Regions from separate parts of the Homo sapiens genome. Here region 2 is linked to region 1. Evidence: read pairs that join two places in POLR2A ChIA-PET (ENCODE). Cell type or tissue: PC-9. All regions are shown on one strand. Links, peaks and the distances in the headings refer to the core of each region. The heading gives the core; the rest is flanking DNA.

Region 1 (15,584 bases), core at 4,535-12,534:
CTTTCTTTCCCTGCTTTTTCTTTTCCACTTAGTTCCACTCCCATCCCCCATCTCACCACCTAATATCCATCAGACTCAGTATGTTCCTCTTCTCCTCCCAACCCCATGTTCAAATACTTTTTTTTTTTTTGAGACTGGCCCAGGCTGGAGTGCAGTGGCACAATCTTGGCTCACCGCAACCTCTGCCTCCCAGGTTCAAGCGATTCTCCTGCCTCAGCCTCCCAAGTAGCTGGGACTACAGGCACCTGCCACCACACCTGGCTATTTTTTGTATTTTTAGTAGAGACGGGGTATCACCATGTTGGCCAGGCTCTTCTCGAACTCCTGACCTCAGGTGATCCACCCACCTCGGCCTCCCAATCAAATTCTTTATCCAAAGCCTTACTTGGTGGGTCATATAATGAACTAAAATTTGGAAAACATTCACATTTGTGGAATGCTTCAGAGTTTTCAAGGCGTCTACATTATCTCATTGGATCCTCTTTTCAGCCCAGTGTGGTTGGTAGATGAGATAGCAGTGTTCAGACAGTTTATGTGACTTGTCCAAGATCAGAGAGAAAGTAACAAAGCCTAAACTGGAATCCAGATCTCCTGACTCCCTATTCACTTATCTTTCCAGTTGCCCTTGTCTCTACAAATCACCAAAAGAAATTGGTTCCTAGAAATAAGGATAATGTAGGGGTGTGCCATCCCCTATCCCACTCTTCTGCACCCATCACCACGAAAACAGACAATGTTTATTGCAGGGCCCCATATTAACCTACTTTCTTCTGCAGAGCCTCTAAGCTCCACATTATCCAGGAAGCAATACATTGTGACTGTTGAAGTCAAAATAAAACATAGCGATGAATCTCTAACTTTAAAGCATTCTATTTTGGAAGCAAGGATTGCAGTTTGAGGCATACACACTAACCAGGTGGTCTTCAGTGTGTCTGAGGAACAGAAAGAAGGTTGGGAGTTTTATTAGAGAAATGTTCTATACTGTTTTGAAAGAAAGCTCATTGGCACTAAAGAATCATTTGGAAAGAAGGGAAAAAAAGAGAAAAAAGAAGCATTTGGGAGCTGGCAAACTCTGATTGGTGAGTGATGGTGGTAGGCAAAACTATTCTTAAAGTCATGTTTCAGCAGCTACTAAACTAGTCTTGGGGTTACAGCAGGCCATTTTAGCAGCTGGGCTTGTGAAAAATTTAATTCATGGAGCAGGTGCTGTGCCCCAAGTGCTTCTTCCCTCCTGGTCCCTAGACTCTGATTTAGTTGGGTATGACAAGAATGACCCAGTTTGTGTGATCAGCTTTCACATAACCTTGTAAATTCTAGTTGATCCAAGGAAAACCAACTAAGTAAGGAGAAGAAAAGAACTGCAGCGTCATAGTTTTTGAGTCTGTGTAAGTACAGCCCTTTGACTGAAATCTGAAAATTATGAGACCAATATTCCTGCAAAAAAAGGTCCCAAAGAGATTTTACTAATAAGGTGGGCTGGGCCTCAGCAATCTGCCCATCAAGAGTTTAGCTTCTCCACCAACTACTCCTTAACTCACCCGGAATTTCTGAAACAAGCTGAATTAGACCCTTCTTTGGCAGGACTTGTTTTTCTAGGTTAACTCAATTAGACTGTTTTATTCCGTCTCTTGGGATCCATTCTGAATTAAATTTTCATTAAACTCTGCCCTTGGAGTATCCTTGATGCAACCACTTCCCTTCCAATCCCTTGTAACCTCAATGTCAACATCAATTCCAATTCTAAAGAATTGGGAGAAATATGGGAAGAACAGACCACAAGACTTCTGGCAACCAGAATGAGTATGAAGGCATGACGTTTGCTTGGCTGAAAGCAAAGAGATGAGGTGGGGAAGCCAGCTCTGGGAGATCCTGGGATCTTTAAAAAATCTCAGAGCAACACGCCTTGCCTCTGCTATCCACGGACAGGAAAGACGCTCTGCTTTGGCGACCCTTAGAGGGGCTAATAGAGGCACAGTCACTTGCACCGTAAATAGGAGGAAACAATTTTCTTTTCTTCTGCCGCCTATAGAGATTCTATTTTCTTCTCTAAGTTTAACTTTTATATGAACTGGGTTGCTAGAGAGCTCCTTTGTAAAATAAAGGATAACCCTTTACCTTTTGCTTCTTTTGTAAAACCTCTCTTGATCTGCTTGCAGCTGCCTTTCAGCTGATGAAACATTTCCTATTTTCACTGTGGATCTGAAAGAACCTTCCTGCCTGTGAGATGTGGTGAAGTTTGAAATAATTTTGTAGTATGATTGGTTGTTTTCTTGTTCTTGTCTTTGAAGTTATAGATGAGCAAGCAGCAAATCTCTACAGCTGCAAGGTGAAAAAGGAAGTTCCTTGGCCTGGGCTCTTTGCGGGAAAGCATGTGAGTTTAGATGGCAACTTTAATCTGCTTTCAGGAGTGAAGCTGCTGCTACTTTGGAAAGTTGAAAGGACTTAACAGTTATCCCTCCTTTCTTGGAAAGTTAAACAGATTTTTTTGATTCACTTTTGTGGGTCAGAGTAGTTAAGAGGAGTTCAGTGTGAAGAAAGCAGTTGATCTTTTGCTAACTAGTGGCTTCTTTCTCTTTACTCTGTGCCTTTTCCATTGCCTAGCAGTAAACGAATAAATAAATATATCTATATGTATATCTAAGAAAGAAGTACTCCTAAATATCGACCCTGACCCCAAAGTCACACTTTAATGCTTCTTTAAATGTCTTCAGAAAGTTGCTTGTGGTTTCAGATTTCTAATAACTCTTACAGAGCAGAATTTAGGATTTAGGGATCAGTCTGCACGTGTAGCATTTGTTCATTTCATATTTATTAGAGATGAAACAGATGACCAAAATTCCATTTATTGCAGACTCTCCTTTTCCTTTGTAAATGTTTGACTTTTCTGAATGGATATCCATATTCACACATTTTAATGCCCATTAAAGGAAGCTCAGGTTAATGTTTTCAATTGTAGGTGAGTTCGCTCTGCTTCAGTGATATGGAACATTTTGTTCTGCTGTTTCCATTGGAGGAGATTAAAGAGGCTAAATGGGATGGCATAGTGAAGTCATTTTTGGTTTCCTTTTTAAAATTTTTATTTTATTTTATTTTATTATTTTTATTTTATTTTATTTATTTACTTATTTATTTTTGAGACGGAGTCTCACTGTCACCCAGGCTGGAGTGCAATGGCATGATCTTGGCTCACTGCAACCTCTGCCTCCTGAGTTCAAACGATTCTCCCACCTCAGGCTCCTGAGTAGCTGGGACAACAGGCACACACCACCACGCCTGGCTAATTTTTGTATTTTTAGTAGAGACAGGGTTCCACTATGTTGGCCAGGCTAGTCTCAAACTCCTGGCCTCAGGTGATCTGCCCACCTCAGCCTCCCAAAGTGCTGGGATTACAGGCGTGAGCCACAGCACCCAGCCAGTCATTTTGGGTTTTCTTTGGTTATTTTGGATGCCTTACTGGGACCCACTCAAAAAACAAACAAACAACAAAACAAAACAAAATGAAAAACACTTTCATAAATGTCTGTCTCAAAACCTTTTCTACTTTCTCCAAATAGAACTAATGCATACATATTCTTAAGATTTGCTCAGCTATATCTCCTTGGTTCTGACTTAATCCTCTTCTGCAGAAAATTTCATCTCACATCAAAGCCTCTTCCCTCCTTCTGCTGTAAAGTTGTTGAGAGCTGTCACAGACTGTCAGCTCAGCTTCAGCTATGCTTAATGAGTGCTTGTGCAGAATGCACCCCAGGTAAAGGAATTCAGAAATCAAAAGACATGATTACTGAGAAGGAGAAAAGGCAGAGAAGTGATTTCTGGAGAGCATAAACAAAACCAATATAGTACCCACTAAGGTCTTTGTTGAGTAATGATAGATAAAACAGCCTAAAGGGAATGATGTCAGGAGATCTAAAACAATCATTTAGCATCGCCTATCAGCATTGTATTCCTTGTACACTGTGGGAATGAACATCTGGGAAGCCTAGACTCTGACCCCTGTTTCAGTGGAACAGGGAGACAGATTTCACACTGACAAACAGCTGCCTGAAGGAGTCTTGTCCTTTTGTCCCTTGAGAAGGGACACAGCCTCAAGTCTTCTCTCAAGTTCTAACTCAGGACCCCTCAGGCAGTCTGGGCCTGCCATATGGTTCTTGGTCTCAAAGAAGAGTTCTGAAGCAGGTTGTCTACAGAAGATTCAAACCACCCATTAAAATATTATTCAATTTGGCATCTGTTAGGCATAACAATTAGACTAGCCAATTCAGTCACAATAGTGAAATCGGTACGTGTATGTAGATACAGCCCAAGAGATCAAATAATTTTAGTGTTGTTAAGAAAAAATTATTCTGAATTTTTTTTTACACAAGGACAATTTTAATCCTGCATTTTCCTGTGGTAACATCCACTGCTGGCTAGCTATGGATTGAAACTGCATTTGCTAAGAACTGTGGAGCACATGTTGATACAGGCACACAGACATCTGCCAGCACCAACAGAATACATATGTAACACATACCAGATAGTCTCGATGGATAAATTTGCTCCACCAGTAATTCTATTTAGTAGAATTCACAGTTAATGCAGAATTTCATTTTTAAATTTTACATCTTTCTAATACTTTACATTTTTCTAATATTGTATTTAAAAAAAAAAAAAAAAAACTGTCTCGCCGGGCGCGGTGGCTCACGCCTGTAATCCCAGCACTTTGGGAGGCCGAGGCGGGTGGATCATGAAGTCAGGAGATCGAGACCATCCTGGCTAACACGATGAAACCCCGTCTCTACTAAAAATACAAAAAAATTAACCGGGCGTGGTGGCGGGCGCCTGTAGTCCCAGCTACTCAGGAGGCTGAGGCAGGAGAATGGCGTGAACCCGGGAAGCGGAGCTTGCAGTGAGCCGAGATTGCGCCACTGCACTCCAGCCTGGGCGACAGAGTGAGACTCCATCTCAAAACAAACAAACAAACAAAAAAACTCTCATTCAAGATCGTAATTTGCATGACAATAAACCATGGTTTTGTGGGCTCTAAGTTTCTTAGAAGTGTCCGCAGCAATTTAGAACAAACACCGCAAGTCTTCCTTCCAATTTGCAGCATCTGATTTAAAGTTTAAATTCATCTAATGCATCATTAAAACTGTCATTTTTACTTCTCTTGTCATTAAAACTTCTCTTGTGAGAAGACATGTTTCACTTGCTATTTCCAGGACTACATCTTGAGCATGGGTGTACAGTATTTTTCATTGGTTAGCAGAATTTTACTCACATAATTTATAGCCAGAATAAGAACCTCTAGCCTCTCTGAATGGCCTTCCACTCAGAACAATGATGATGATTAATGTCTAAAATGTGTCTGAGGTGCCCGCCTTTGACATTACCAAAATGTTTCCAAGTAATCTTAGAAAATATGATTCTTTAAACATATGCGTAATATTCTACCACACAATGTGCCATCACTTGTTTAATCATTTTCCAATTGTTCATTTGTAACATTTGCAATTTTTCATTATAAATAATATTGTGATGAATACTTTCATCCATAAGTTTTACGCAAGGCTGGTTATTTCTTCTAATGTCTTCTAATGTCAAAGAAGTGGCTTACTGTTTCAAACAGCGCACATTCATGGTTTTAAGGCTTTTAGCATACTTTATCAAATAATCTCCAGAATAGCTCGAACAACTCCTACCAACAGTATGTTATTGTGCCCGTAGGGTGGACTTTGTAACAACAAAGCAAATTGAACCACAAATTTATTAGATTCACACCCATCTCAAAACTGTCACATCAATGAAGCAAGGAGACGTATTACTGGTTAGGAAGCCAAATTCAAATTATTTTTAAAAATCACTCAGCTTTAGATCAGTAAAATAATCAACAAAAATGCTCCACATAAAAAGTCTACCGGGTTTTTCAAAAAATAAAAAGACAAAGAGAGAGTCAGGCCGGGCACAGTGGCTCATGCCTGTAATCCCAGCACTTTGGGAGGCCAAGGTGGGCAAATCACGAGGTCAGGAGTTCGAGACCAGCCTGGCAAACATGATGAAACCCCGTCGCTACTAAAAATACAAAAATTAGCTGGGCGTGGTGGCAGGCGCCTGTAATCCCAGCTACTCAGGAGACTGAGGCAGGAGAATCGCTTGAACCTGGGAGGCGGAGGTGGCAGTGAGCTGAGATCATGCCATTGCACTCGAGCCTGGGCGACAGTGTGAGACTCTGTCTCAAAAAAAAAAAAAAAAAGAGAGAGAGACAAAGAGAAAGTCAGTACCAAATGACCAAATTTTATTTTATTTTTTTAGACAGAGTCTCACTCTGTCACCCAGGTTGGAGTGCAATGGCAGATCTCGGCTCACTGCAACCTCCGCCTCCCAGGTTCCAGCGATTCTCAGGCCTCAGCCTCCTGAGTAGCTGGGACTACAGGTGTGCGCCACCATGCCTGGCTAAATTTTGTATTTTTTTTGGTAGAGACGGGGTTTCACCATATTGGCCAGGCTGGTCTCGAACTCCTGACCTCATGATCCACCCGCCTTGGCCTCCCAAAGTGCTGGGATTACAGGCGTGAGCCACCACGCCCAGCAAATGACCAAAATTTTTTATTTGACTAAATTCTATTCATGCATGAGCATGACAGTCTCCCTGTTTATTTGACTTTGGCAATTAAAAAAACAAGCAACCTTGTACAAAACAGTGAAAATGCCAAGGACGAGGGCAGTCTACAGTTTTACTGTAGAATATATATATATTCTACAGTAAATATATATATATGTATATATAAAGGCCTCTCTCCCTTTGGCCATATCAACTCTCAGTTCAGGCCATTAAATACAGACAAATTTTCAAATTCACTTCTTTACTTCTCCAAGATCTTTGATGCTGTCATCATCTACTTCTGGCCATTTTTCTGAATGACATGAATTATGTCATCTGTAAAGTCTCCCCGAATAATTTCATCCTCCCCATTACTGAGGCAGCACAGGAGAATTTTTGAGCAAAAATCTTTGTGCTTCTTTAAGATCAATTTCAAAAGTTGCAAGGCCACACACTCTTGTCACATGTTTCTTCTTTGCTCTAGGAATTTTGGCCTTAGTAAGCTTTTGTGGTATGGTCTTCTTTTTTTGTTTTATTTGGCCTCTTCCACCTCTCTTCTGTTTTTTCTTCTCCTCTTCTTCCCCTGCTGTTCCTTGACCCTCACTAATTCCAGCTTCTTGTTTGGGTGAATTTTCTACAGTAAATTTTGCAAGTTCATTTAGAAAATTCTTCTCTAACCATTGTTTACAATGAGCAACATCAGGCATATATTCACAGTACTCTGTTGGTAATGAACAGACTCCACAATAAAGGACTCGAAGTGGGTAATTGGCATCTAACTTGGCACTGTTCCTTGGGTCTCCTTTGCAATCAGCCCCACTGGATTCAGAAATCTCAGCTCACTGCAACCTCTGCCTCCGGGCTCAAGCAATCCTCCCACCTCAGCCTCCTAGGACCACAGGCACATGCCACCATGCCTGACTAATTTTTTGTATTTTTGGTAGAGATGGGGTTTCGCCATGTTGCCCAGGCTGGTCTTGAACTCCTGACCTCAAGTGATCTGCCCACCTCAGCCTCCCAAAGTGCTGGGATTACAGGCGTGAGCCCCTGTGCCGGGCCTTCATCTTTTATATTTTTTAAAATTGCAGATAAACTTGAAGCTCCCTTTACTGATTAACTCCAATTCCCACAACTCTTCTATTTATTTCTTTTCCTCTGTACTTTTCTCCTCTCTCCTTTCCTTTTCTGCCTGTTTTATACTCCTCTCTTTAATTTAAAAACCTAGTGAGTTTAACATTTTATGTTTTTAGTTTTTTTTGTTTTAGTTGTCATTGTTGTTGGTTTTTGTTTTTTTGTTTTTTGTTTTTTGTTTTAGACAGGGTCTCACTCTATCACCCAGGCTGGAGTGCAGTGGCATGATCATGGCTCACCACAGCCTCAACCTCCCAGGCTTAGGTGATCCACCTGCCTCATGCTTTCAAGTAGCTGGGACTACAGGCATGAGCCAATGTAGCCCGTTGTGTTTAACATTGTATATGCCTCTCTCCTAAATAGCTATTTTTAGAAAAGACTGATTTAAATTGATATTTGCCTCACATGGTCCTCAATTGAAACAGGTTTCCATCTTATTACGAAAGCTATGATTATTACATTATATGATGCTTTTTTTTTTTTTTTTTTGAGACAGAGTCTCCTTCTGTTGCCCAGGCTGGAGTGCAATGGTGTGATCTCGGCTCACTGCAACCTCCGCCTCCCGGGTTCAAGCGATTCTCCTGCCTCAGCCTCCCGAGTAGCTGGGATTACAGGCACATGCCACCACGCCCAGCTAATTTTTGTATTTTTGTAGAGACGAGGTTTCATCATGTTAGTCAGGCTGTCTTGAACTCCTGACCTCGTGATCCACCCACCTCAGCCTCCCAAAGTGCTAGGACTACAGGCATGAGTCACTGTACCCTGCTGATGCTTTTTCTTATATGACTTTTTTTTTTGAGACATGGTCTCATTCTGTTCCCCAAACTGGAATGCAGTGGCACAAACACAGCTCACTGCAGCCTTGATCTCCTAGACTCAAGTGATCCTCCTGCCTCAGCCTCCCAAGATAGCTGAAACTACCATGCCCAGCTAATTTTTTAAATTTTTGTGGAGATGAGGTCTTGCCGTGTTGCCCAGGCTGGTCTCAAACTCCTGGTCTCAAGCAATCTTCCTGACTCCACCTGCCAAAGTGCTGGGATTACAGGCATGAGCCATGGTGCCCTGTCTTGTATGACTTTTAAATTGCCCCTGAAGGCCGGGCGCAGTGGCACATGCGTGTAATCCCAGCACTTTGGAAGGCCAAGGAGGGCAGATCGCCTGAGATCAAGAGTTCGAGACCAGCCTGGCCAACATGGTGAAACACTGTCGCTACTAAAAATAGAAAAATTAGCCTGGCATGGTGATGGGCGCCTGTAATCCCAGCTACTCAGGAGGCTGAGGCAGAAGAATCGCTTGAACCCGGGAGGTGAAGGTTGCAGTGAGCCAAGATCGCACCACTGCACTCCAGCCTGGTGACAGAGCAAGACTCCATCTAAAAAAAAAAAAATTGCCTCTGAAGGTATGTCTAGAATTCAAAGATATTTTAAGCTACTTGCAGCATTAGAATGAACTTATGACATCTCAATATTACAACTTTGGGGAAAAACATTCTACTGACTGTCTCAATTCTGGTTATATTAGCTAAAAACTAAAACCACTTTTAAGTTATAAAAATCCCATTACTTAGGCCACAGCTCATTTTCAGTCAAAAACATTATTATTCTTACCAGAGTTAGCTGGAAATCATTGTCTATTTTCAGAGGTCAGATTTATTCTCAGAGGGCAAATCCTCACCATAAAAGAAATATTCAGGTCAGGCACGATGGCTCACGCTTGTAATTCCAGCACTTTGGGAGGCCGAGGAGGCAGTGTCTCTTGAGCCCAGGAGTTTGAGACCAGCCTGGGCAACATTGTGAGACCTCACCTCTACTAAAAAAATAATTGGCCTGGTGTGGTGGCTCACACCTGTAGTCTCAGCTCCTTGGGAGGCTGATGTGGGAGGATTGCTTGAGCCCAGGAGGTCAAGGCTGCAGTGAGCTATGGTCTTGCCATTGCCTTCCAGCCTGGGTGACAGAGCAAGGCCCTATCTATAAAAACAGAAAGAAAGAAATATTCAGCAGAATATGTTGTAGCCTCTCTGAAGGGGATGCCACTCATTTGGAATAACAGCAATTCAACGTTCGAAGAGAACTTAAAAATCTAATAATTCATCAGCCTGGGCAACATGGTAAAACCCCATCTCTACCAAAAATACAAAAAAAAAAAAAAAATTAGCCAGGTGTGGTGGCACATGCCTGTAGTCCCAGCTACTAGGGAGGCTGAGGTGGGAGAATTGCTTGAACCCTGAAGGCAGAGGTTACAATGAGCTGAGATGGCACCACTGCACTCCAGCCTGGGTGACAGAGTGAGACCCTGTCTCGAAAAAAAAAAATCTAATAATGCAAATTTTTTCTCATACAGGTGAAGAAAAAGTTATCCATAGAGAGAAAGTAACTTGCCAGAAGTCACACAGGGAGCTAGTGGCAGGGCTGGGACCAGAACCCAGGTTTTTACATGCTGGTTCATTCTTTGACTCCCCAAACGCATTCCCATCCCCCGCCCCCAATCCCCTATCTCCTCGCCTCCACTGAGATATCCGATGCCCAGAGCCCTGGTTAGACAGCTGAAGGTGATGTCTATAAGCAGTCTCATTATTATATGACTTACTGCTGAAACTTTACTGAGTGTAATGTAATGTTTCCCCTAATCCGCAAACTTCTTCATAACCACTGTGTCATATGATCAGTGTCAACTTTCTCAATCTTGTAACCACAGCTGGCTTCATGAGCATGCAGCTTGTGTAGCTGCACCAGGCCTCGTGCTTAAAGGGCCAATGGCTTGGTTTAATGCTCTCCTGTCACCATCTCTTAATTTTTTAACAAGGGGTCCTACATTTCATTTTTCACAGGGCCTGGCAAATTGTGCCTCAACTCTAACACTTCCCCCTCCTCCTTTTGTTAGTTACTTGTCTCTCTTCCCTGCACTGAAAGCCATTTAAAGGTAGGGCATCCGTTATTCACATATGCAGAACATAAAGCAACTTGATTCAGTTTTTCAGGGCCAGAGAACCCATTATGGACCCAGAGAAAGCTATGGACCCTCTCCCCTGAAAAATCACATATGCACAGTGTTTCACAGACAATTTCAAGGTCAAGAATTCCCTCTTGCTCTATCATTTCCCTTTCTTCCCAAGTATATGCTTTTTTCCAAAAGCCTGATCAAAGGAAAGCCTGCCTTCATCTTAACTAACCTGAATGAGTCTGCTGAAGTCTGCAGTTGCTCCTCCATGCTGGGGTCCAGCTGATACTTCTTGATCTGTGTTCACTGTCCTTCACAGGGATGAGCTTTACCAAGAACCCCCAGGTCTCTGGCCATTGGTGCTTGGCAGGGCTGGTGGAAGCCACTATTATGACTAACTGAGCCCAGTCACCTCCCCTCCAATGCCAGCTTGCTGGCTACCCAGACACTCTGGCTGCCTTGACTAGTGCCACTAGCAAAGCCCAGGGCAGGCTGTCAGAGTTGTGCCTCATGAACACCTAGTATGGTCAGCAGCTGACACTGTTCACTGTCTTCAAGAAGACTACTTAAACAAACAAACAAAAAATACTAAAACAATGCTAAAATAAAAATTAAAAGGGGAGCCAGGTGCAGTGGTGCCCCTATAGTCCCAGCTACTTGAGTGGCTGAGGCAGGAGGATCACCTAAGTCCAGGAGTTTCAGGCCAGCCTGGGCAACACAGTGAGATCACATCTCAAAAAAATTAAAAAGGCCGAGCACGGTGGCTCACACCTGTAATCCCAGCACTTTGGGAGGCTGAGGCGGGCGGATCACCTGAGATCAGGAGTTTGAGACCAGCCTGGTCAACATGGTGAAACCCGATCTCTACTAAAAGTACAAAATTAGCCGGGCGTAGTGGTGCATGCCTGTAATCCCAGCTACTCAGGAGGCTGAGATGGGAGAATCGCTTGAACCCGGGAGGTGGAGGTGCCTTTGCCTCTTCTTCCATTCTCATCTCTCACTACACCTCTGTCTCAGTAGGTACTTAGCCATGCCACATGACTGGGAGACTGTAGTCCTTTCCTTTGCTGTGGGGAACAAGGCCTTATCCCTGAAGGATTAAGATACAATACTCTCCCCAGTGCTGTCGCTAAGGGGATGCCTTCAGTGCACACTCAGGACGCTGAGTGTACCCTACTCAGGGATGATCTCAACACTGTTGTCTCTTATATTCCCTCAAGCAGAGATCTTGCACATTAGCATACATGTGTGCACGCACGTCAACAAGACTCCTGGGTTACATCAACCAATTGCACTGGACCTGTACAAACCCTCATTGCTGTTACTACTCATGAGGAACACACTCACTGCTATTAATACAATTGCAGTGGGCTTGTACAAACTTTCCATGACTTTCCATGCCCTCTTTTCCACAACTTAGTCAGATTCAGTCACACTTATGCATTTGTAAATTCTTCAGCTCTTAAGGAAACATAATAAGTGACCCTTATAAATCTTTCTCTGTGTAACTTTTTTTTTTTTTGAGACAGAGTCTCGCTCCGTCGCCCAGGCTGGAGTGCAGTGGCGTGATGTCGGCTCACTGCAACCTCCACCTCCCCGGTTCACACCATTCTCCTGCCTCAGCCTCCCAGGTAGCTGGGACTACAGGTGCCCGCCACCACGCCCGGCTGATTTTTTTTTGTATTTTTTAATAGAGACGGGGTTTTACCGTGTTAGCCAGGATGGTCTTGATCTCCTGACCTCGTGATCCGTCCGCCTCGGCCTCCCAAAGTGCTGGGATTACAGGCATGAGCCACCGCGCCTGACCTTCTCTGTGTAACTATTTAAGCTGCCCAGTGGCACAATGACAGGGAGGCAAGAATTGGAAATGAGGAATTTGCTATGTTCTGAATGTTTATGCCCTCTCAGATTCAGATGTTGAAATCCTCACTGCCAAGGTTATAGTGTAAGGAGGTGGGGCCTTTTGGAGGTGACTAGGTCATGGTGGCAGAGCCCTCATGAATGAGACTAGTGCCTTTACAAAAGAGGCCCAAGGGAAAGCCCTTCCACCTTGTGAGATTAGAGAGATGATGGCTGTCTATGAAGAAATAGGCCCTCACTAGATATCGAATCTGCCTGCACCTTGATCTTGGACTTCCCAGCCTCCAGAACCATGAGAAATAAATTTCCGTTGTTTAGAAACCACCCAGTCTATGATATTTTGTTATAGTCACCTAAACAGACTAAGACAGGATTCATAGAATTAAGGATAGAAGGTAGATTCTTTCATTCATATAACAAATTTTTGTCAAGTTTCCACTCTGTGCCTCAGACTCTATAGTGAGTCATATAGTCCTATCCTCTTATGAAGGGGGCCTGCCCCTCCACACCTGTGGGTATTTCTCATCAGGTGGGACGAGAGACTGAGAAAAGAAATAAGACACAGAGACAAAGTATAGAGAAAGAACAGTGGGCCCAGGAGACCGGTGCTCAGTATACAGAGGACCCGCACTGGTGCCAGTCTCTGAGTTCCCTCAGTATTTATTGATTATTATTTTTACTATTTTAGTGAGGGGAGTGTAGCAGGGCAACAGGTGGGGAGAAGGTCAGCAGGGAAACATGTGAGCAAAGGAATTAGTATCATGAGTAAGTTCAAGGAAAGGTACTGTGCCTGGATGTGCACGTAGGCTAGATTTATGTTTTTCTTTACCCAAACATCTCAGTGTAGCAAAGAGTAACAGAGCAGTATTGTTGTCAGTATATCTCCCCTCTAGCCACAGGGCGGTTTTCTCCTATTTTCTCCTATCTTAGAATAAAATGAATGGGAATGGTCGGCTGTACACTGAGACATTCCATTCCCAGGGAGGAGCAGGAGACAGATGCCTTCCTCTTATCTCAACTGCAAAGAGGCCTCCCTCTTTCACTACTCCCCCTCAGCACAGACCCTTTATGGGTGTCGGGTTGGGGGATGGTAAGGTCTTTCCTTTCCCACGAGGCCATATCTCAGGCTGTCTCAGTGGGGGGAAACCTTGGACAATACCCAGGCTTTCTTGGGCAGAGGTCCCTGCGGACATTGTGTCCAGTGCATTGTGTCCCTGGTTAATCGAGAATGGAGAATGGCGATGACTTTTACCAGGCATACTGCCTGCAAACATGTTAACAAGGCACATCCTGCACAGCCCTAAATCCATTAAACTTTGATTCAATACAGCACATGTTTCTGTGAGCACAGGGTTGGGACTAAAGTTACAGGTTAACAGCATCTCAAAGCAGAAACAATTTTTCTTAGTACAGATCAAAATGGAGTTTTTTATGTCTTCCTTTTCTACATAGACACAGTAACAACCTGATCTCTCTTTCTTTTTTTTTTATTTTTTTTTTAGACGAAGTCTCGCTCTGTTGCCCAGGCTGGAGTGCAGTGGCTCACTCAGCTCACTGCAAGCTCTGCCTCTTGGGTTCACACCATTCTCCTGCCTCAGCCTCCCGAGTAGCTGGGACTACAGGTGTCTGCCACCACGCCCGCCTAATTTTTTTGTATTTTTAGTAGAGACGGGGTTTCACCATGTTAGCCAGGATGGTCTTGATCTCCTGACCTCATGATCCGCCTGCCTCAGCCTCCCAAAGTGCTGGGATTACGGGCGTGAGCCACCGCGCCCAGCCTGATCTCTCTTTCTTTTCCCTACGCTCTTATTTTTATTTTATTTTATTTATTTATTTATTTATTTATTTATTTATTTATTTTTTAGAGACAGAGTCTTGCTCCGTTGCCCAGGCCGGAGTGCAATGGCACAATCTCAGCTCACTGCAACCTCCGCCTCCCGGTTCAAGCGATTCTTCTGCTTCAGCCTCCCAAGTAGCTGGGATTATAGGCATGCACCACCAAGCCTGGCTAATTTTTGTATTTTTAGTAGAGACGGGTTTCACCATGTTGGCCATGCTGGTCTCAAACTCCTGGCCTCAAGTGATGCACCCACCTCAGCTTCCCAAAGTGCTGGGCTTATAGGCGTGAGTGCCGGGCCCTTAAAACTGAGAAAGCTGAGACCTAGGTGGACCTAGGGTCAGGCAGCCATTTAAATGACAGGTTCATCCAAGTGATCTGACTCGTGTGTCTGGATCCTTCTTTTTATCCACCATGCTGAAGAGAAACTCATCTTAAGTCCTAAATACAGATGATGAATTTAAAAGGAGAACTGTCATCAGAGATATCACACATCAAATAACAGTCTTCATCATTGCAGAGTGGAAAGACAGTTGAGAAACCCAGTTACACAGCTACTCATTGCTGTCAGCATTATTGTCCTGTTTTTTTGTTTTGTTTTGTTTCGTTTTTTTTTTGAGACAGAGTCTTACTCTGTCACCCAGCCTGCAGTGCAGTGGCACAATCTTTGCTCACTGCAACCTCTGCCTCCTGGATTCAAGTGATGCTTCTACCTCAGCCTCCCAAGTAGTTGGGATTACAGGCATGCGCCACCACACCCAGCTAATTTTTGTATTTTTAGTAGAGACGAGCTATCACCATGTTGGTCAGGCTGGTCTCGAACTCCTGACCTCAGGTGATCCACCTGCCTTGGCCTCCCAAAGTGCTGGGATTATAGGCGTGAGCCACAGGGCCCGGCCTAGCATTATTGTCCTGTATTAATAGCAGGGAGTGTGTTTCTCTAATGAGTAATAACAGCAACAAGGTCTGTACAGATCCAAAAACGTTTACCTGTAATTGCAAAATCCCAACACCCTGAAAAGTATAAGGTTTTGTTCCCCCTTTGGCAACTCATTTGGCAGCAAAATCTGAACTTACCTGAAGACATTTGGCAACAAAACCCGTCCCGAATTGATGTGAATCAATTCATAGTCTGTATTCATCCTGCCTATTATGAAGATCCATGCCTTTTTGCTATAGAAGCATTAATATTTTCATTATAGGGTTCTCCCAGACCCCTTATATGTGGTTTAACATAAT
Region 2 (15,584 bases), core at 1,177-9,176, 140 kb after region 1:
TTTATAGGCCGGGTGTGATGGCTCATGCCTGTAATCTCAGCACTTTGGGAGGCCGAGGCGGGCAGATCACCTGAGGTCAGGCATTCGAGACCAGCCTGGCCAACATGGCAAAACCCCATCTCTACTAAAGATACAAAAAAAATTAGCCAGATGTCATGCATGCCTGTAATCCCAGCTACTAGGGAGGCTGAGGCAGGAGAATTGCTTGAACCCAGGAAGCAGAGGTTGCAGCGAGGGGAGATTGCGCCCCTGCACTCCAGCCTGGGCGACACAGTGAATGTCTGTCTCAAAAAAAAAAAAAAAAATTTATAAAGTGCTAAGTATTGACCCAGCTGGGCACAGTGGCTTATCCTTGTAATCCCAGCACTTTGGGAGGCCAAGGCAGGAGGACGACTTACTTGAGCCCAGGAGTTCGAGACTAGCCCGGGCAATATAGTGAGACCCTGTCTCTATCTCCCTGTAAAAAATTAGATGGGCCTGTGGTATGTGGCTGTTAGTCTCAGTTACTCAGGAGGCTGAAGCAGGAGGATTGTTTCAGCCCAGGTGGTTGAGGCTGCAGTGAGCTCGATCACTCTAGCATAGGCAACAGAGCGAGACCCTGTCTCAAAAAAAAAAAAAAAGACCCTGTTTTGAGTTTCTTTGTAACTGACAGACTAATAGGTAATAGAGTTTTAAAATATTGTTACTAGATTTTTTTTTTTCTTTTTTGAGATGGAGTCTCGCTCTGTCACCCAGACTGGAGTGTAGTGGTATGATCTTAGCTCACTGTAACCTCCGCCTCCTGGGTTCAAGCGGTTCTCTTGCCTCAGCCTCCCAAGTAGCTGGGATTACAGGTACCTGCCATCATGCCTGGCTGATTTTTGAATTTTTAGTGGAGATAGGGTTTCACCATGTTGGACAGGATGGTCTTAATCTCTTGACCTTGTGATCCACCCGCCTCGGCCTCCCAAAGTGCTGGGATTACAGGCGTGAGCCACAGCACCCAGCCATGATTTAGATTCAAACTGTATCTTCATTGGTTCCAGTCACAATGGTTTACAGTGCTAAGTAAAGCTATAGATTGCATACTGCTGTACTTGTGAAGGCTTTTTTTTTTTTTTTGAGACACGGTCTCACTGTGTTGCCCAGGCTGGAATGCAGAGGTGCAGTCACGGTTCACTGCTGCCTCAACTTCCTGAGTTCAAGCGGTCCTCCCAGTTTGGCCTCCCATGTAGCTGGGACTATAGGCATGCACCACTGCATCTGGCTAATTTTTAAATTTTTTGTAGAGATGGGAGTCTCACTGTATTGCCCAGGCTGGTCTTCTGAAGGCTTTTAGTTTGTTTGTTTGCTTGTTTGTTTTTAAATCTTGTTTGCTTGCTTTTCTTTTCTTTCTTTTCTTTTTTTTTGAGATGAGGTCTTGCTCTGTCGCCCAAGATGGATTGCAGTGGCCTTATCACAGCTCACTGCAGCCTCTACCTGCTGGTCTCTGGCGATCTTTGTGCCTCAGCCTCCCCGTTAACTGGGACAACAGGCACATACCACCACATCCAGCTAATTTATTTTTATTTTCTGTAGAGACAGGATTTTGCTCTCACATATCTGTCCAACCAATAAACAAAAAAGTTATGATACTCAGGGCAAAGTTTTCTCTAACTCCTCAAAAGGACTTGAATTTAGGACATCTTTCTTACTGAGACATACAAAGGCTTAAAAGTATGTATTACAATCCAAAACACTCACCACTGTCTAACATTTCTCCTCCAAATGAGAGCACTAATAGCCTATTCAAAAGAGTCTCTAATTATGAATGTGAAGTTACAAAGAATGTTTTTTTGTTCTTAGGTCTATGAAGATAACACAAAGGCAACAAGTGAAAACACAATGCATAAAGTTTCACTTTAGTCCCCTTATAACAGAAAACAAGAGATGAAGATAAGAGCACTTTTGCTGTCCTAGAACTTAAAATGAAAATCTAAGAGAGACCCATAATATAAATACAATCATCCCTTGGTATATGTGGGGATTGCTTCTAGGACCACCACATATAACCACGTCAGTGCATGCTCTGAAGTACGCCCTGTGGAACCTGCGTATGTGAAAAGTCCTTCCCATAGACTTGGGTTTCACATCCCATGAGTACTGTATTTTCAATTGGTGTTTTTTATTTTTATTTTTTATTATTTTTTAAAAAATTTTAATTAAATAGAAATGAAGTCTCACTATGTTGCCCACACTGCTTTCAACCTTCTGGGCTCAAGCAACCCTCCCTGCTCAGCCTTCCAAAGTACTGGGATTACGGACGTGAGCCACTGCTCCTGGCCTCAATCTGTGTGTGGTTGAAAAAAGGCTGCATATAAGTGGATCTGTGCAGTTCAAACCAGTTGTTGGACAAGAGCCAACTGTAATTAGAATTATAAAAATTGATGCCATGCTCTCTGTGTGAGTAACAATGCAGTAAGAATATGCAGATTTTAGTCACTAATTTTGACTTCCTGGGAAAGGAACTGCAGACTAGATGCTACAAAAGAGAAACACTTGAGGGTGAAAAAGATTAACTGTAAGAAAATGGGAAAGAGACTAAGAAATCCAGTTTCTTAGAAAAACATATTCAGTAGAAACTTAGGAACAGAAGTGATGTCTTGGTTGGCCATGAGATAGTAGATCCCTACAACCACTAGAAAGTGTCCATTAGGGACATTATCCCTTTAGGGTAATGTGCAGGTGGTCATGTTTCAGACTTTATTACTCAAAGTCATGACCACTGGGGAGGTTAGATAAGCATCTTTTTAAGGGGTTATCTATGTTACAGGCATTGTTTAAAGACTCTGCTGAAGAACACCTTGGTATGCAGGAATCAAACATTGGTCAGGGCCAGGCACTTTGGGAGGCCAAGGTGGGTGGATCATTTGAGGTCAGGAGTTTGAGACCAGCCTGGCCAGCATGATGAAACCCCATCTCTACTAAAAATACAAAAATTAGCTAGGTGTGGTTGTGGGTGCCTGTAGTCCCAGCTACTGGGGAGGCTAAGGCAGGAGAGTCGCTTGAACCTGGGAAGTGGAGGTTGCAGTGAGCTAAGACTGTGCCACTGCACTCAGCCAGGGCAACAGAGTGAGACTCTGTCTCAAAAAAAAAAAGAAAAAAATTGGTTAGCATGATGGTTTCACTTCAAGATGGCATCACTCTTGCATGCAACAGGCAGTTTTCCTACAACTGTCTTTAATTCTGCAGATACTCTGTCAGTCTTTAAAATGAAACTATAAATTATAGATTATCTACATTTATGGATGAAGAAAGTGTGGCTTAGAGAAATTCAGTAATTTGCTCAAGTTCACAGAGTAACAGTTCAGGAATGTTGATCTAGATCTGTCTGACTTCACAGTTGGCATACATAATTACCATGCTATAATGTCTTCTGTAATACATGGTATAGAATTGACAAGAATAATCTTTTTTTTTTTTTTTTTTTTTTTTTGAGATGAAGTCTAGCTCTATTGCCCAGGCTGGAGTGCAATGGCACGATGTTGGTTCACTGCAATCTCAGCCTTCCAGGTTCAACGATCCTCCCGCCTCAGCCTCCCAAGTAGCTGGGATTACAAGCGTGTACCACCATACCTGGCTAATGTTTGTATTTTTAGTAGAGACGAGGTTTCACTATGTTGGCCAGGCTGGTCTCGAACTCCTGACCTCAGGTGATCCACCTACCTTAGCCTCCCAAAGTGCTGGGATTACAGGCTTGAGCCACTGTGCCCAGCCTAGATTTAATCTTTTTTTTTTCTTTTTTGAGATGGAGTTTTGCTCCTGTTGCCCAGGCTGGAGTGCAATGGCGCAATCTTGGCTTACTGCCTCCCGGGTTCAAGCGATTCTCCTGCCTCAGACTTCCGAGTAGCTGGAATTACAAGCATCCACCACCACGCCCAGCTAATTTTTTGTATTTTTAATACAGACGGGGTTTCAACGTGTTGGCCAGGCTGGTGTTGAACTCCTGACCTCAGGTGATTCACCCGTCTTGGCCTCCCAGAGTGCTGGGATTACAGGAGTGAGTCACCACGCCCGGCCTAGATTTAATCATTTTAACCATGTATGCAGTTGTAAATAATAGAACTAAGAATCTGGCGCTCAGGGGAGAGGATGGGACTTGAAGTGTGGATTATCTATTTTTTTCTACTCTGTTTTATGCTGTTTTTAAAATTGTACAAGTCAACAGTGATACATGTCCTATTTTTAGAACTTCAAACAATACATACAAAACTACAGTTCCCTATGACCACGTACTTGAGTACACAGGTGCCCTCCTCCTGAATGGAATGTATACTTTTTCTGCGTTTATTTACAAGTATTTGTACCCATAGGAATATATAGTGTTTTAGTTTGCAAAAATAATATCATACTGTACATACTGATGGGGTGATCATTTTGTGATCTACCCCACCCCAACTCATGCATGTTGTTCTGCAGCTTTAAAGATGTTCTTGGGATCTCTCAATTTCAGTCATTAATAAGTTACTTATTTTGATACCTGCATAGTAATCTGTTCTGTGGTATGAATATGTGATTTAATATATGAATATGCCAATTGATAATATACATTATTTCTAATTTTTTTGATATTATACAAATAGTGATTTTTATTCTTTTCAAGAATTTAAAATGCTTGGTGAATTTTAGTTATGTAAAACTAGTATGTATATGTACATAAATTATTGAAATTACTAGGATGTTTTTGGCAGAGCACCTCACAATTCTACCATAATGATTCTCTGTAATTATCTGGAGAGTCATTGTTCTTAAAAATGTTTGCAGTCTGTGCTTTCATTAATCTTTTCTACATGAAGTTAATTTTAGTTTTTAAAATATACTTAATTTTTGTAGAGATTTAAAATTTTTTGCAACTTTGTAATTAATGTTAATTTATATTTAGAATAATTTATACTGTACTATTAGGGCATTTTCTTGCAATAAATTATTAGTGGAGATGAGCGACTGTTGATGGAGATGAGTACCTTTATCATGCAGAATATCAGCAGCCAGATATTGGACTTTTCTCACTGCCCCTTAATTTACTTTTTTAAATATTGTCGTTCTATGGCAATCAGGCTTTTGGATATTGAGGAGGAAGTAATAACTACATAATGTGATAATGATGTCTTTGAGGACCCTTGTCCATAACAAGCCATTTGAATCAGAATAATATCTTGTGCAATATGGTGTTAAGGCTTTTAGGTTACATCTCATTTCTGAATGTATTCTGGATGACTTCTATTGACTTTATGATGTTTACCTTTCATATTTAAAATAAGAGGGTTCTTTTAGCAGATTTTGGTTATAAAACATCTGAAATAGTGTAATTTAAATAAACAAGGTAAAGGAAAAAAATATATGTATTATGCCAAGAAAATGAGCTAGTCCTTATGGTTGAGACGAAATTTTAGCTTTGAGCATTTTTGTATGTAAGCACAGAATGAAGTAGGTTGGATTTTATAGGGTTCATCTCAGTAGGAATTATTGTTCTATTTCATTTTTGCAGAATTGAGAAGCCATCATAATTGTTTTATATTTAAACTTTTAAACAGAAACCTAAATTTGCATAAAAACTCAAGACAGCGTTTACAGTTTCAAGGCATTTTGTTTGCCTTATTGTATTTGTGTACTTCTTCCATAGTGCCTGGCAAACAGTAAGTGCCAAGTACATTTAGTTTGATTTTATTTTTTATTGTATCTTATTTCTTCTTTTTTGAGGTAGGGTCTTCCTCTGTTGCCCAGGCTGGAGTACAGTGGTGTGATCATAGCTCACTGCAGACTTGACCTCCTGGTTGGGGAGTGGTGGTGTGCACCAGTGGTCCCAGCTACTCAGGAGGCTGAAGCAGAAGGACCCCCCCAGCCCGGGAGGCGCTCCAGAACACCCCAGCTTGGGTGACAGAGTGAGAATCTTTCTCAAAAAATAAATAAGTAAATAAAGTTGCTTGGGACATGTTATATAGATGCTATTTAAAGCTATCTGGATAGGTAATATCCTCCAGTTTATAATCATCTGTACCCCATTGCGTGATGGGGTGATCATTTTGTGATCCACCCCACCCCAACTCATGCATGCTAACAGTTATGTATGCCTTTTCTCCAATTTATCTGCCTGCGTTTTGTCAGACGATTTTCAGCGAACCTTCACTGGGCAAAGGGGAAGTCTTCTTTTGGCCCCTGTATTACTAACAAGCATTGACTTCTAAATGGGTAATTTGGTCAGGTGTGGTGGCTCACGCTGTAATCCAGCACTTTGGGAAGTCAGGGTGGGAGGATCACTTGAGCCCAGGAGTTTGAAACCAGCCTGGGCAATATAGTGAGATCCTGTCTCTACCAAAAATTAAAAAAATTAGGCGAGCATGGTGGCACCCACTTATAGTCTTACCTACTGGGGACTGGGTAATATCCTCAAGGGAATGAGTGTAGATAGAATAGGGAACCAAGAACTAAGATCTAGGATATGTTAGCGTTAAGATAATGGAGAAAAGGAATCATCAGAGGATACTGAGAAGGAACAATCTGTGTGGTAGGACACAAACCTGGAGAATATATCTTGGGAACTGAAGGGAAGAAAGTAAAACATGGAGGAGGGGATGAACAGCCATGTCAGATTTTGCCAATAAGTTAGGTAGGATAAAGACTAGAATTGAAAATTGTGTTTAGTAATGTAAAGGCCTTTGTTACATGGTCTTCAGTAATAAATAGCCAGGTTAGCACTATTTATATATGTTTTTAATGGGAATTTTTGATGTTTACAGTGTCTCCTTTGCCATGTTCAGGTTTTCCAACCTATTGGTGGTATGTCTGACAGTGGATCACAACTTGGTTCAATGGGTAGCCTCACCATGAAATCACAGCTTCAGATCACTGGTAAGTTTTAGAAACATCGGCTGCTTTACTTTATTTTTCCCCGTATGATTAAAAAATAATCCTGAGAGGGCCAGGCATGGTGGCCCATGCCTGTAATCCCAGCACTTTGGGAGGCTGAGGTGGGCGGGTCACTTGAGGCCAGGAGTTTGAGACCAGCCAAGCCAACATGGAGAATACAAAATTAGTTGGGCATGGTGGTGCACACCTGCTGTCCCAGCTACTCCGGAGGCTGAGGCGTGAGAATCACTTGACTTTGGGAGGTAGAGGTTGCAGTGAGCTGAGTTTGCGCCACTGCACCCCAGCCTGGGTGATAGGGTGAGACTGTCTCAAAAAAAAAAAAAAAAAAAAAAACTTAAGAGAACAAAATATTTAATGGCTGTTACATGTCAGGTGCTCAATTAATATTTGCTGAATGAATGAATGAAGATATATAGATATGTAATTTTTATTGTAGAATATTCTTGGATATTTTACAGTTTTTTTTTCCTTCAACATGGGTACCTGGGTAGTTGCTAATTATGTTTGTTTGGTATTGTATTAACAGCTTTATTGAGATATAATTCATATCCCCTACAGGTTACCCATTTATTTATTTACTTATAACAATGACACAATCATGCAGCCTCCTGCTGTGGTGACTACAGTCGTGCACCACCATGCCCAGCAAATTCTGCAGTTTTTTGTAGAGATGGGGTCTCACTATAATGCCCAGGCTGGTTTCGAACACCTGGGCTTAAATGATCCTCCCACTAGGGCCTGACAAAAGGCAGATAAATAGGAGAAAAGGCGTACATCTTATTAGCATGCATGGGTAGGGGTGGGATGGATCACAGAATGATTACCCCATCATGCAATGGGGTACAAAATGGTTATATACTCTTCTTCATAGGGGAAAGGGAGATGGGGAAGTGTGGATGATTTTAGAGGGATGGTAAATGATTTTTAGGGGAATTCAGAGGGCTCGAAGAATGTACAATGGCCTGGGACAAAGTCTGTTTGGCCCACAGAATAGATAGTGGTTTATGACAAAAGTCTCTCCAGGTCCAGGTCTGTTAAAAGACTTCAGTCAGCCAGGCACGGTGGCTCACACCTGTAATCCTAGCACTTTGGGAGGTCGAGGTGGGCAGATCACCTGAGATTAGGAGTTTGAGACCAGCCTGGCCAACATGGTGAAACCCCGTCTCTATTAAAAATAAAAAAAATTAGCTGTGCGTGGCGGTGCACACCTGTAATCCCAGCTACTTGGGAGGCTGAGGCAGGAGAATCACTTGAACCTAGGAGGCGGAGGTTGCAGTGAGCCGAGATCATGCCATTGCACTCCAGCCTGGGCGACAGAGCGAGACTCCATCTCAAAAAAAAAAAAAAAAGACTTCAGTTTTTATATTCCTGCTATACAAGTTTAGTTATTGAAAACTCAGGGATGGGAACAAAGGTAATTGTAATTGTTTTCTTCTTTGGTGGATCTGGACTTAGGCAGATAAGAGAACTTCAGAAAACAACTTCATGCTGTACTTTGAGAGAAAGAAGATTGAGGGAGGGGAGCTGCAGGGGTCAGAGAGACCTTGAGAGACTTACTTAGTTCAGCAAGTCAAAGCACCATATTTTGGGATATCAGTTTCTGAACCCCAAAAGTACATTCACAGAGTTCAGCAACCATCACCACAATCAACTTTAAAATAATTTCGTCCTTCCAAAAAGAAGCCCTGTACTCATTAGCAGTCACTCTCCATTTAACCCATCCATCCACAAACCCAGGCAACTCCTGATCTTTCTGTCTCTAGATTTGCCTATTCTGGATCTCGCATATAAATGGAATTGTACAGTGTGTGGCCTTTTGTGTCTTCTTTGGGCAGACTGTTTTCAAAGTTCATCCATGTTGTAGCATGTATCATTACTTAATTCCTTTTTTTGCTAAATAATATTTTATTGTATGAGTATACGAAATTTTAAAAATCCATTCTTCAGTTGAGGGATGTTTGGGTTGTTTCCACTTTTTGGATTTTATGAAAAATGCTATAAACATTTGTGTACAAGTTTTTGTGAGAATGTATGTTTTCAGTTTTCTTGGGTATATACCTAAGAGTGAAATTCCTAGGTTATATGGAATCCATGTTTATTAGCATTTTGAGGAATTCCAAATTATTATTATTATTATTTTTTTTTTTTTTTGGAGACAGAGTTTTGCTTTGTTGCCTAGGTTGGAGTGCAGTGGTGTGATCTCGGCTCACTGCAACCTCCGCCTCCCGGGTTCAAGTGATTCTCATGCCTCAGTCTTCTGAGTAGCTGGGACTACCGGCACGCACAACCATGTGTAGCTAATTTTTGTATTTTTAGTAAAGACGGGGTTTCACCATGTTGGCCAGGCTGGTCTCGAACTCCTGACCTCAGGTGATCCACCTGCCTCGGCCTACCAATGTGCTGGGATTACAGGCGTGAGCCACTGCACGGGCCCAAATTATTTTTAAAAGCAGCTGCACCGTTTTGCATTCCCACTAGCAATATATGAGGATTCCGATTTCTCTACATTCTTGCCAGTGATTATCTTTTTTATGATAGCCATTCTAGTGGGTGTGAAGTAGTATTTTACTCTGTGTGTGTGCGCGCGTGCATATGTTTTATCCATTTAATTTTTTTTTTTTTGAGACCAGGTGACAGTCTGCTCTGTCACCCAGGCTGGAGTGTAGTGGTGCAGTCATGGCTGACTGCAATCTCTAACTTCTAGGCTGAAGTGATCGTGCCACCTCAGCCTTCTGAGTAGCTGGGACTACAGGCATGCACCACCCTACCCAGCTCCCTATTGTGGTTTTGGCTTGTACTCCTTTGATGGCTAATGATATTGTCTTTTCATGTGCTTATTGGTCATTTTTGTATCTTTTTTGGAGAAATGTCTGTTCACGTCCTTTGTTTGCTATTGTAAATTAATACCTCTGTCGCTATTGTTAATTAATATCTCTGTCTTTATTTCTTCCTCTAATCATTTCATGTATCACTTTCAGATTAATGTTTTTAATATGCCATCCAATATGTTTCATTCCTGCTCAAAAACCTTAGGTACTTCTCTTAGACTATGGTATAGAGTTTCTTTAGTATGAGCTAAGACCCTTCACCCTCTGTCTACATATGGTGTCTTTGTAGGTTTTTTGTTTTTTTTTGTTTGTTTTTTTGAGACAGAGTCTCTGTCGCCCAGGCTGGAGTGCAGTGGTGCAATCTTGGCTCACTGCAACCTCCGCCTCCCAGGTTCAAGCAGTTCTCTGCCTCAGCCTCCCAAGTAGCTGGGGTTATAGGCGCCCGCCACCAAGCCTGGCTAATTTTTGCATTTTTAATAGAGACGAGGTTTCACCATCTTGACCAGGCTGGCCTTGAACTCCTGACCTCAGGATCCACCCACCTCGGCCTCCCAAAGTACAGGGATTACAGGCGTGAGCCACCGCGTCCGGCCTGTAAGTCTTTATATGTGAACCATTTGTACTAGCTAGAATGAGTCACTGGATTTTCCTCAGATGTGTATGTATTTCTATCACACAATGAAAACCTCAGTCTCTCTCCCTTTAATTTGATAGCATTTATTGATTATAGAACAATTATCATCCCCTGTATTTTAGTTTCAACTATGCCTGGCTTATAGCTTCTTCTGGATTATGAATAGGTTAGGTCACAGATCATATCTTAGCATTATTATTTTCCTCAAAACCTAAAGGTGATTGAATATAAAAATAATACTGTCTTAAGGTAACCACATCATAGAATTTTTTCGGATTTCCTTCACTAACTCTGGTATCTTTCCTTAGCAGTATCTGTTTCTTAAAGAAAGATATTACTATTTCTTAGTTAAGGCCAGATTCCAGTTTTTTTTCCCCACCCCTCATCCTCAATCTAGCTTGAGTAGCTGACTTATATCAGACCAGAATTCTTATGACTTCTTTTTGGCAGCTTAAAGTTGAAAGCTTTTATTAGAACAGTCCTTTAAAACATTCTGTACTTTTTCAGATTACATAAGTAATATACATTTTATTTTTTACTGATTTAAAAAAATAGTAAATTATTCTCAGAGACAATGATTAATAGTTTTTTTCTTTGCATAAAGTGTCTTACTTGCTATCATCGTTATTGAATTTTTTTTTTTTTTTTACTGTGATGATAAACACTAATTGCACCTCAAAAAGTCGTAATCCATAGCCATCTCAGATTTTTTTCTTTTTGAGATGGGGTCTCACCCTGTCGTCCAGGCTGGTGTGCAGCAGCGTGATCATGGCTCACTGCAACCTTGATCTCCTGGGGTCAGGTGAGCCTCCCACCTCAGCCTCCTGAGTAGCTGGAACTACAAGTGTGCGCCACCACACCCGGCTAATTTTTGTATTTTTTATAGAGATGGCGTTTTGCTCTGTTGCCCAGGCTGGTCTCAAACTCCTGGGCTCAGGTGATCCACCCACCTCAGCCTCCTAAATTGCTTGTATTAGAGGTGTGAGCCACCTCACTCAGCCACATCTCAGATTTTTAAAATCTTGGGTCTAAAATATTCTTTTTCTTTTTTTTTTTGAGACAGTTTCCCTTTCGTTGCCCAGGCTGGAGTGCAATGGCGTGATCTCGGCTCACCGCAACCTCCGCTTCCCAGATTCAAGCAATTCTCCTGCCTCAGCCTCCCAGATAGCTGGGATTACAGGCACCCGCCACTATGCCTGGCTAATTTTTGTATTTTTAGTAAAAACGGGTTTTCACCATGTTGGTCAGGCTGGTCTTGAACTCCTGACCTCAGGTGATCCACCCGCCTCTGCCTCCCAAAGTGCTGGGATTACAGCGTGAGCCACCGCGCCTGGCCTTAAATATTCTCTTTTTTATAAATTTTTTTCTTTTTCTTTTTTTAATTCATTGCTTGCTAATTGGGTCTAAATATTCTGAGAATGCTCAAGTGTAGGGCAAAAAACAAACACACCATGAATAATGGATAATAGTTCAGCAAACATTATTAGATATGAAACAGAGAACATAAGATAAAAGACAGAAGTGCCAAGTTTAATAGAATCAAATGCCCTTCATAATTCATTGAGTTACTTCTTTAGTTTTGATGCTAGAATGCTTAGAACTAAGTATTTTGCACAAATCTCCTTAATGACATCGTGGGTTTTAATCTCTTAATGGGTCAGTTATAGTATTTGTTTTATTGTAAGCTGCCTCAATGCCTTTCTAGAATCAAGTAAGGAATAAATATGCAAGTGTAAAAAATGAATGTCAGGCTGGGCGTGGTGGCTCTCACCTGTAATCCCAGCACTTTGGGAGGCCGAGGTGGGCGGATCACTTGAGGTTGGGAGTTCGAGACCAGCCTGAGCAACATGGAGAAACTCTGTCTCTAGTAAAAATACAAAATTAGCCGGGCATGGTGGCACATGCCTGTAATTCCAGCTACTCGGGGGGCTGAGGCAGGAGAATTGCTTGAACCCGGGAGGCGGAGATGGCGGTGAGCTGAGATCGTGCCATTACACTCCAATCTGGGCAACAACAGTGAAACTGTCTCAAAAAAATAAATAAATAAAATAAAAATAAACAAATGTCACCATGTATTGTAATGGCAAGAAGGGATAACTGGTCAGGAAAAAGAGATCAGTATTTGACTAGAGTCACTGGGAAAGAAGGTGGTGTTTGGATTGCTGCTATTTATTTATTTATTTTAAGGGACAGGGTTGGCCGGGCATGGTGGCTCATGCCTGTAATCCCAGCACTTTGGGAGGCTGAGGCGGGCAGATCATCCGAGGTCAGGAGTTCAGGATAGCCTGGCCAACATGGTGAAACCCTGTTTCTACTAAAAAATACAAAAATTAGCCAGGTGTGGTCATACGTGCCTGTAATCCCAGCTACTCGGGAGGCTGAGGCAGGAGAATCACTTGAACCTGGGAGACAGAGGTTGCAGTAAGCCAAGATCGCACCCCTACACTCCAGTGGCACAGTCACGGTTCACTGCAGCCTTAACCTCCTGGGCTGAAGCAATCCTCTCTCCTCATCCTCTATAGTGGCTGGGACTACAGGCGTGTACCACCCACCACACTTGACTAATTAAAAAAAATTGTGTTTTTGTTTTTTTTTTAAGACGGAGTCTCGCTCTGTTGCCAGGCTGGAGTGTGGTGGCGTGATCTTGGCTCACTGCAACCTCTGACTCCCTGGTTCAAGCAATTTTTCTGCGTCAGCCTCCTGAGTAGCTGGGATTACAGACATGCGCCACCAAGCCCAGCTGATTTTTGTATTTTTAGTAGAGATGGAATTTTATCATGTTGGCCAAGATGGTCTTGATCTCCTGACCTTGTGATCTGCCCACCTCAGCCTCCCAAAGTGCTGGAATTATAGGCGTGAGCCACTGCGCCCGGCCAAAAATTTTTTTTTGTAGAAACAAGGTCTTGCTATGTTGCCCAGGATGGTCTTGAACTCCTGGCCTCAAGTGATGCTCCCAGCCTTTCCATAAGTGTTGGAATTATAGGCCTGAGCCACTTTCCCTGACCTAGGATTGCTGCTGTTTAAATGCAGAAAAGTAGAAAAGGACCCTTTGAGGAGACAGCATGAGCAAGACACATGAAAGAAGAGAGTACACAAAACTTGCCCTAATACCCATGAAAGCTCCTATAATAGGGGAGCCCTGAGAATGGGAATGGCTGTGTCTTTCAGGTGTGCCTTAAAAAAAATTTATTGCTAAGGGAGATGGAGATGGGAAGTAATCAGTGTTTGTATCAAAGGGTGGTTAGATTTGTGTTTTAGAAAGTTAGAAAGAGAAAAAAATTTTTCTTTTTTTTTTTTTTTTTTTGAGACAGTTTCGTTCTGTCGCCCAGGCTGGAGTGCAGTGGCGCGATCTCAGTTGACTGCAATCTCTGCCTACCATGCCCACCCCCTTACCTACTTATTTATTTATTTATTGAAACAGAGTCTCGCTCTGTCACCCAGGCTGGAGTGCAGTGACTTGATCTTGGCTCACTGCAACCTCCGCCTCCCAGGTTCAAGCAATTCTCATGCCTCAGCCTCCCCAGTAGCTGGTATTGCAGGCATGCACCACTGTGCCTGGCTCACTTTTTGTATTTTTAGTAGAGATGAGGCTTTACCATGTTGTCCAGGCTGGTCTCAAAATCCTGACCTCAAGTGATTCACCCACCTCGGCCTCCCAAAGTTCTCGAATTACAGGCGTGAGCCATTGTTCCCAGCCAATTTTTAAATTTTTTATAAAGACACATTCTCATTGTGTTGCCCAGGCTGGTCTTGGATGTTTTGAATCAGCTCTTCGTTTCTTCTTATCATTTAGCCAGGGTCTTTACCTTGGATGTAAGTCTGTTTTCTTATGTCCTTCCCTGTCTTTATTTACCTGTTTCCCATTTAATTATGCCTATATATAACCTCAGCTATTATACTGAACTCATCTGTGTCTTCTTTTTTTCTTTTTTTTGACCGGGAAATTTTTTTTTAAATTACAAGCTCAACCCATTTGTTCTGTTTCAAAGGTGCAGTACTTTTCTTCATTTATTAGTGAAAGAAGTTAAGAAATTAACTTTCCAAAAAAATCAGCAAATGGCAAGCAAATGTCCTTGAAAGTCACAGTCACATATAGTGTCTCCTAGAAAAGAGGAGGGGTAAGACAGCTTCCACCTACTTTCACAAGTTTCATCAAATACTGGATCTACTCAAGGGTGGAGTAAAAAGGCAACTAACTTTCTAAAAGGAGTATGTTATTAAATGAGGCATTTACTATACTCCTTCCTAAAAGCCCCAGATGGGGAACATGTTTTCTCAACTAGACCTAGGAAGTAGACTGTGGAATCAATCGGTCCTCCTCACCTTAAGGGCCATCCACTGGTTAATGAATTAAAAAAAAAAAAAAGACTGAAAAACAAACCTCCCCCCTAAAAAAGAGGAGGGGGAAAAAAAACCACTAAGATGTCCCAGAGTGGAATCAGGGAGCAGCTTCAACAATTCCAATTAGTCTGTTACAGAGTCATCCACAAGCATGCCTTGCTTTAAAAATACATATATATATCTTGAAATAACAAAACTGAAACTAGTACTAATCACTTTTCTGACAATATACAATTACTCAAAATTAACTAGTACTGGGCTAGGGATACGGGGGGGCGGCGCATAGCTATGGGCCTTGTCTCACATGAGTACATGTGGGTAGGTGCAGTGCGTTTGTCATTATGGCAAAAACGAATTTTAATTTTTAAGCTTTAGTTTGACTTAAACATTGCTTTTAGTATGATGCCAACACCAGCTATGCAGAAAGGGCTCTGGAGAGATGTTCCTAGCAGCACACATATGCAGCTCTTCTTCGGTTCTGGAGGTTCCAGGGCAGCCAATATTGCTTCGTCAAATACATTCTTTAGGCCTTTCTTTGTGAGTGCAGAACACTCCACGTACTTGACAGTCTTCAGGTCATGGGCCAGCTTATTCAGCAGTCTCTGGAGTGATAGGCTTCTGTTTGTTCTTGGCAAGTTTCTCAATAGTAGAGGGGTCATCTTTGAGATCAATTTGGGTCCCAACAAGCAACAAAGGAGTCTTTGGACAGTGGCACCCACTTTTCTTTCACATTTTCAAATGAAAATGGAGAGATGGAGAGACCACTGAAAAATAGACTAGAAATACATCTGTTTGTGGATAACTCAGCAGTCATAATCCCTCATAATCCTCTTGCTCTGCAGTATCAAAAAGTCCAAGAGTATATGGTTCTCTACCAGTCATAATTGTTATTGCAT

What was found. Peaks named below come from ENCODE experiments on the same cell type or tissue, not always from the same donor. Only the 100,000 strongest peaks of a DNase experiment are listed, where the experiment ranks them.
Region 2: POLR2A ChIA-PET joins it to region 1 with 12 read pairs; 4 of 35 experiments call an interaction of 5 or more read pairs at or near these places.

What each region holds. Positions count from the first base shown.
Region 1 is chr20:34,239,119-34,254,702 of GRCh38, forward strand. It overlaps ASIP (agouti signaling protein), which reads left to right and starts at 2,305. Exons shown (of 4, transcript NM_001672.3): 1 at 2,305-2,371. It also overlaps a transcript of AHCY not described here and the pseudogene DENRP1. RefSeq lists enhancers at 2,104-2,173, 2,194-2,343, 3,397-3,898. In PC-9, for the core only: no CTCF peak of the experiment used is centred there; no DNase peak of the experiment used is centred there.
Region 2 is chr20:34,387,015-34,402,598 of GRCh38, forward strand. ITCH (itchy E3 ubiquitin protein ligase) reads left to right here. Exons shown (of 25, transcript NM_031483.7): 3 at 6,777-6,867. The coding sequence starts at 6,798. It also overlaps the pseudogene CDC42P1. Among named protein-coding and RNA genes, the nearest start is that of ITCH, 32 kb to the left of the region's middle. RefSeq lists a silencer at 8,833-8,934. In PC-9, for the core only: no CTCF peak of the experiment used is centred there; DNase peaks (open chromatin) are centred at 2,787, 3,357 and 3,897; H3K4me3 peaks cover 368 bases; H3K27ac peaks cover 6,393 bases.